Regions from separate parts of the Homo sapiens genome. Here region 1 is linked to region 2. A link is a loop called in an ENCODE intact Hi-C map of the cell type or tissue named here. Cell type or tissue: gastrocnemius medialis. All regions are shown on one strand. Each heading gives the region's core, and the rest is flanking DNA. Links, peaks and the distances in the headings are about the cores only. Region 1 overlaps LOC101928004 (a long non-coding RNA gene). Region 2 overlaps RREB1 (ras responsive element binding protein 1).

What was found. Peaks named below come from ENCODE experiments on the same cell type or tissue, not always from the same donor. Only the 100,000 strongest peaks of a DNase experiment are listed, where the experiment ranks them.
Region 1: a loop joins it to region 2, with 2.4 times the contacts of the local background. A loop is called at or near these places in 3 of 110 quality-filtered maps.

The regions. Positions count from the first base shown.
Region 1 is chr6:6,729,481-6,732,396 of GRCh38, forward strand. The region is part of intron 2 of LOC101928004 (a long non-coding RNA gene); the gene reads right to left. It overlaps LOC101928047 (a long non-coding RNA gene), which reads left to right. Exons shown (of 6, transcript XR_001743949.2): 6 at 1-2,916. Among named protein-coding and RNA genes, the nearest start is that of LY86-AS1, 110 kb to the left of the region's middle. In gastrocnemius medialis, for the core only: no CTCF peak of the experiment used is centred there; a DNase peak (open chromatin) is centred at 1,531; H3K27ac peaks cover 2,128 bases.
Region 2 is chr6:7,216,043-7,218,958 of GRCh38, forward strand. The region is part of intron 8 of RREB1 (ras responsive element binding protein 1); the gene reads left to right. Among named protein-coding and RNA genes, the nearest start is that of SSR1, 96 kb to the right of the region's middle. In gastrocnemius medialis, for the core only: a CTCF peak has its summit at 1,229; DNase peaks (open chromatin) are centred at 1,019 and 1,459; H3K4me3 peaks cover 674 bases; H3K27ac peaks cover 2,500 bases.

The DNA of each region.
Region 1 (2,916 bases), core at 266-2,765, 490 kb before region 2:
AGATCGTATTGTATGTTATTTCATTGTTTTAAAATCCTGAGCCTAGCTTGCTAATAGATTACAACTCAGTTTGAAAAGCACAGGCTAAGGGGCTTCAAATAGGGGTGACACATTGAACACACACATTTATCACCTCTCCCTTCACAGATCTCATTAAAATGATAATAAAGGAACAAAATGGCAGAAATCCACAAGGACAAACAGCAAACAAGAGGGACATCAGCAGATAGGCAACCTCAACAAGTATATCACAATGAGTGACACACCCCCTATAACAGCCAATTTTGATGGTCCTCCCATAGCTCTTGCCTTATTCTTTGTAATAGGATTCAGATTGTTTAAAATCCCCATATTCTACCGCAAAGTCATGTTATCAGGAAAGACCAACCCTAACCCCAGTTCCATGGAGTAAAGATTAATTAATCTAAACTCTATTAATTGTATTCCCTTTATCTGGTGATAAGTTTAAGAGCTGATCCCTTAATTTTGGACATGGGAGCACAAGAGAAACTCACTCAAGACTGGGATTAATTGTAGGAAATATTTCACAGTTTCCACAAGTCAGAAGAGCTAATCCCAACCCTCTGTATCTGGAACATACACTGCTGCCATTTTCTGCCCATGAAGGGAAATACCCAAGGTACTCTGGCAGAACAGATTTTTGAAAACTTGAGTCCCTGATGATGTAAGTCAGCCACAATGTTAATCAACCCCAGAGCCACCTTATTTCTAGACTTATTATGCAAGATAAAAAAAATCAACTTGCAGTATGAACCACTTTTAGTTGGGTTTTATTTCGGCAAACATATGCCAAGGCACAGCATAAAATTCCACAAGGGACAAATCAATGAGCCCAGAACTTCCAATGAGGGGGACAACTAAGTCATATACACAATAACTAGAATGTAAATGGTATTGAACTTCAAGCACAACATTGGATGCTAGAAAAAAAGAATGCCTTCAAAGTTTTAAAAGAAAACACTTTTCTACCTTGAATTCTGCAATCAACCATACCATTGATCAAGAACAAAAGTAGATAGAATTATCCTTAGACATGCAAGGACGAAAATTTACCTTCCATATGCCTTCTAGGAGCTAATAGTTGATGGGTTTCAGGAAAAGAAAGGAATATAAATGAAAATAAGGGAAGAGAAGGGACCTAGGAACCAGTGAGTCCAGTCAGCAGGGTGGAAGAGCTGACAGCTACACTGTGCAGTCCACACAAGAGTAGAAGGGGAAGACATCCAGGGAAAAATTACATAGACTTAACAGAGTAGAAATATGGCAGATCTAGTGGCAAAGTGATCATCAGAAAGAAATCAAATATGCTGTACTGTATAACGAATTACCCTGAGACTTTCAGACTTAAAATAAGCATTTATTATCTTCTATTTTCTGAGCATGAGGCATCTGGGAGCAGCTTAGCTGGGTAGTTTCAGCTCAGGATCTCTTCTGAGGTTGTCAAGATGTCAGCTGGGGCTCCAGTCAGCTGAGAGCATGACCAGAACCGTAGAATCAGCCTCCACCATGGCTGACTCATGTTGCAGTTGGCAGAAGGCCTCAGTTCCTTGCTGGCTGTGGGCAACAGGCCTCAGCTGCCTGCCACATGGACCTGTTCAGAGGGCTGCTCAAGTGGCCTAACATGGCAGCTGGTTTTCCCCAAAGCAATCCATGAGAAAGTTCGTGGGGGGGGGCTGTAATGCCTTTTATGACCTAGTCTCAGAAGTCACATGTCATTATTTCTGCCATGTTCTATTTGTTAGAAGCAATTCACTAAGTACAGCCCACTTATAAGGCAAGGGAAATAGGGCTCTGCATTTTATAAGAATATTGAATTTTTGACATGTTTTTAAACTATTACACATATGCATATAAAAGTAGCATGTAAGTTAATAAGTGTGGCAAAGAGATAACTTCAAGGGAAACAAAATCTAAAGAAAAAATGTAATCCTAATGCACCACGCAGATTTGCTATTAACAATATCGACATAGTTTTGGTGTTATAAAGTGATTATTGATGTAATTAAAAGCAACTATAGGCCAAGCCCAGTGGCTCATGCCTGGAATCCCAGCACTTTGGGAGGTGGGCGGATCACCTGAGGTCAGGAGTTTGAGACTAGCCAAGATGGTGAAACCCTGTCTCTACTAAAAATACAAAAATTAGCTGGGCATGGTGGTGGGTGCCTGTAATCTCAGCCACTTGGGAGGCTGAGGCAGGAGAATTGCTTGATCCCGGAAGGAGGCAGCTGCAGTGAGCTGAGATCATGCCACTGTACTCCAGCCTGAATGACAGACTTAAACAAAAAACTATGCAGCTATATAAAGAGGGATGAGGAAAGATAAGAGCATAAGGGAGCCAACTTTTCATTAACTCTGAGGAAGCCAATTGATATTACCTGTAATTGATAAATCAAAAAACTATGATCAAGACAGTCTTGCACTGGCAAAATAGGTCAATGACCATATTTGTTCATTGAAAAAATAGAAAACCCAGACAGACCTCACCCAAATATAATCAACTGATCTTTGACAAAGGGGAAAGGATAGTCTTTTCAGTAAATGGTGCTGAAACAACTGGACATCCACATGCAAAAGAATCTAGTCACAGACTATATCCTTCACAAAAATTAATTTAAAATGGATCATAGATGCAAATGTTAAACCTAAAACTAAGACTCCTAGCAGGTCACATAGGAAAGCATCTAGATGACCCCTGGGTTTGGGAATGACTTTTTAGACAACACCAAAGAAATGATTAAAGAATTGATAAATTGGACTTTATTAAAATTAAAAACTTCTGCTCTGTGAAAGGCACTGTCATGAAAATAAGAAAAGCCACAGATTGGAGAAAATATTTGCAAGAGATAAATCTGATAAAGGACTGTTATTCAAAATATATAAAAAGTCTTAAAACTC
Region 2 (2,916 bases), core at 133-2,632:
GCCCCCTGATGAAAGGAGTTCGGGTAATAAGTAACGTTAACATCATTTCAGTTAAAATGTACCCAGCAAATGATTGAGTTTGTACTGTGTGCCAGGCACTTGCCCAGGCTTGAAGGAAAGAGTGATGTTTGAGACAGGGTACGGGCTAGGCACAAAACAAGCTGGTTGGTTATAAAACAAAGTTCAGGGGTGAGTTCAGGGCCCAGGAGGGCACATTTCCCTCAGATTCCAGGCAGGCAGAGGGATCTGGTGGATGCAAAACTTCTCCTTGGGATTTTACATCAGAGGCTGTGGTGCTTCACTTAATTTCCTCTGGGTCAGGGCCCAACCGGGTCTGGTACTTCATTGACCCTGGTCATCTCTGAGTTCAAGGTGATGACATTAAATCTCTGTTGGGAATTGGTACATAGGGAGCCCAAGGGGGCTCTGACAGGAACCTCGGCTCCATGAGTAGTGAGGGCAGCTGAGACCACCCCCTTCCTGTATCTTAGTAGTGGGGCCACCAAAGGGAAATGCCTTCTTTTTCCTGCATTCTCCACTGTTCCAAGGAATGTTTATCTCCCTTCACCACACGCCTACCACCTACAGAGACCCCAAGACTCCTCATGTACCCGGGATTGATCCCACCCTTGTCAAATGTCATCCTAAAAACAGGGAAAAGATAAAATATTTGTCAGCATCTTCTGTTGAAGAGTCTGTGAGTCTGAGGCTTGGGCAGGCAGAAACAGATTTTAAACACTTCCGGGGGCTATGAACAGAGGTCCCTCAAGGAGGGGAAGACTGCCCCCACCCCTCACCTGACAGGTACAGAAGCCTTGGTCAGGACTACCCTGTCCCCCACCCAAGGCCCAGAGCAAGGAGTGGCCCACCCAGCTTCGGTAGCCACTACACACCCTTTGTGAAGTCCCTCAGACTCTGCCCAGTGCTTCACGCCACGCTGGTTTGGTTGAACAGTCAGAGCGGGGCATTGGGTTGCTGTGTGCAGCCTGGGCGGGTTCCTGGGTCATGGGGAGGGACGGCTGCCTGGCCAGGGCCCTGTCACAGGGCCATCACTGTTGCTCGCAGCAACTGGGAGAGATTAGTGCAGCTGTCGGATGTCAGTTCTCTGCCCCGAGATGGGCAGGGGAGGGTGGGCTGAGGAGAGAAGAATGTGTGAGTTGGTTGGGACTCTAGAGGAGAGGTTGTTTGCACTTACTCCTTCTGGCCTCTGGAGACAGAACAGGAAAAATGAAGCATGAAATCCCTTTTGAGAAGGAATGCCAGTCTCTCCATTAAAACACAATAATGAGGAAGGAATTCAGTATCTGAAGGAAATGGTCAAGCTGAGTGGCAGCTTCTCGGCAGGTATTTCGCAGGTTCTTCTGATGAGGGTTGCAGGGAGCAGGGAGTGTCAGCATTAGGAAATGCTCCCAGCTGAGCCAGCGTCCAGGCATTAAGGATGTGTGGGTCACATAAGGAGCCAGGGCATCTGCAAATAGCTGTCCTCTGAACGCACAGCCTGGCAGAGTGGAACGAAGCCAGCCGGCTCCGTCCCAGCCTGCCGCCTGGCAGCTCTGTGACCTCGGGCAAGTGCTGACTTGGTTTCCCTATCTGGAAAATAGATTTGAAGGCTGTTGTGAGGATGAAGGGAGATAATCCACAATCCTCAGAGTGTAACAAATACTAAATGAAATTTTTCTTCTGATACTATTATTTAGAATGTATTTTTTATATAAAATTTTATATAAAATTAAAATTTTTAGATATTTTAAACCTTCCAACATTTACAGTTATAGGTGTTGTGGCACTCTATGGCTATCCCATTCCAATGGAATTGAAAAGGAGTCAACTTCCAGGTGCGATTCACTTGGCAGAGAACATGAAAGCAATTTGTCCTTTACTCTTATAAACAGCTGTTTTTATCTAGTTTTCGCTTTTGTAAAGATTGGGAAATGGAGTGGCTCTTTAAATTTGGTTTGAGTCTTGCTTCCCACGTTTCTTAATCCCACTGTGTGAAAAGCAGATATTTAGAAACGTGAAGGAACTCGACACCTTTATGTAACAGAACAACACATCACTTTCTTTAGATTGTTGGGGGAACCCTAGGGTTCTAAGGAAGTGAGTTTCCTGATGTTTGAAATTTGCCAATGCAGCCTTTCAAAAATATGCTTAGCATAGTTTAAAAAAAAGAAAATTCACCCTTCTTGCTGATTGTGAGGAGGTCAGATATCTGTCCCTCAGCTGTCACAATGGTAGACTTGATGGAGTTACATGACAGAGAAGAGAGCCCAAGGAAGCACCTGAGTGGTTTCTCATCTCTGGGCCACTCTGTTAAGGCCTGTTTGTTGACTTTGGGATTTTCATCTTATTCTGGAGAGTTAAGGTCGCCAGATGAATAAAATACTACTGTTAGTGAGCACTGGGGGAGCTAATCCCAAAACTGTTTAGCCACAAGGTTAAGAAGTTAAAAAAAAAAAAGAGACTTTTGGTGTCCTTGTTTTCCATTTCTGTAAATCACATTGCTGATAAATTTGCCTTTGGGCATGCACCCTGCCCATTTTAGGTACTAGGCTCAGTTACTGGCTACAGATTGCAGATTCCCTTTTCAGGGCTGATGCTTTTAACAGTGATAGTTATTCCTGATAAGTACCTTAACTCTGCTGTGAGGTATCAAAACTGCTGGATCTATTTTTGGCTGCCTCTTTACCATTACTCCCTCTAGAGAATGTCCATACCATAACAACATATTTACATATTTATCACACTGCATTTCTATCCCAGCTCAGAATTGTGCAACTTTCTTTAAAAAAAAAAAAAAAAAAAAAAGGATATCCTGTCTTCTTCCAAGGACATTTGCTGTCAGAAGAACAGATATCTGTGCCCTGCCTAAATAGGCAGACTGTGTAGCACAGACAGCCATTAATTCAATGCTTTTTA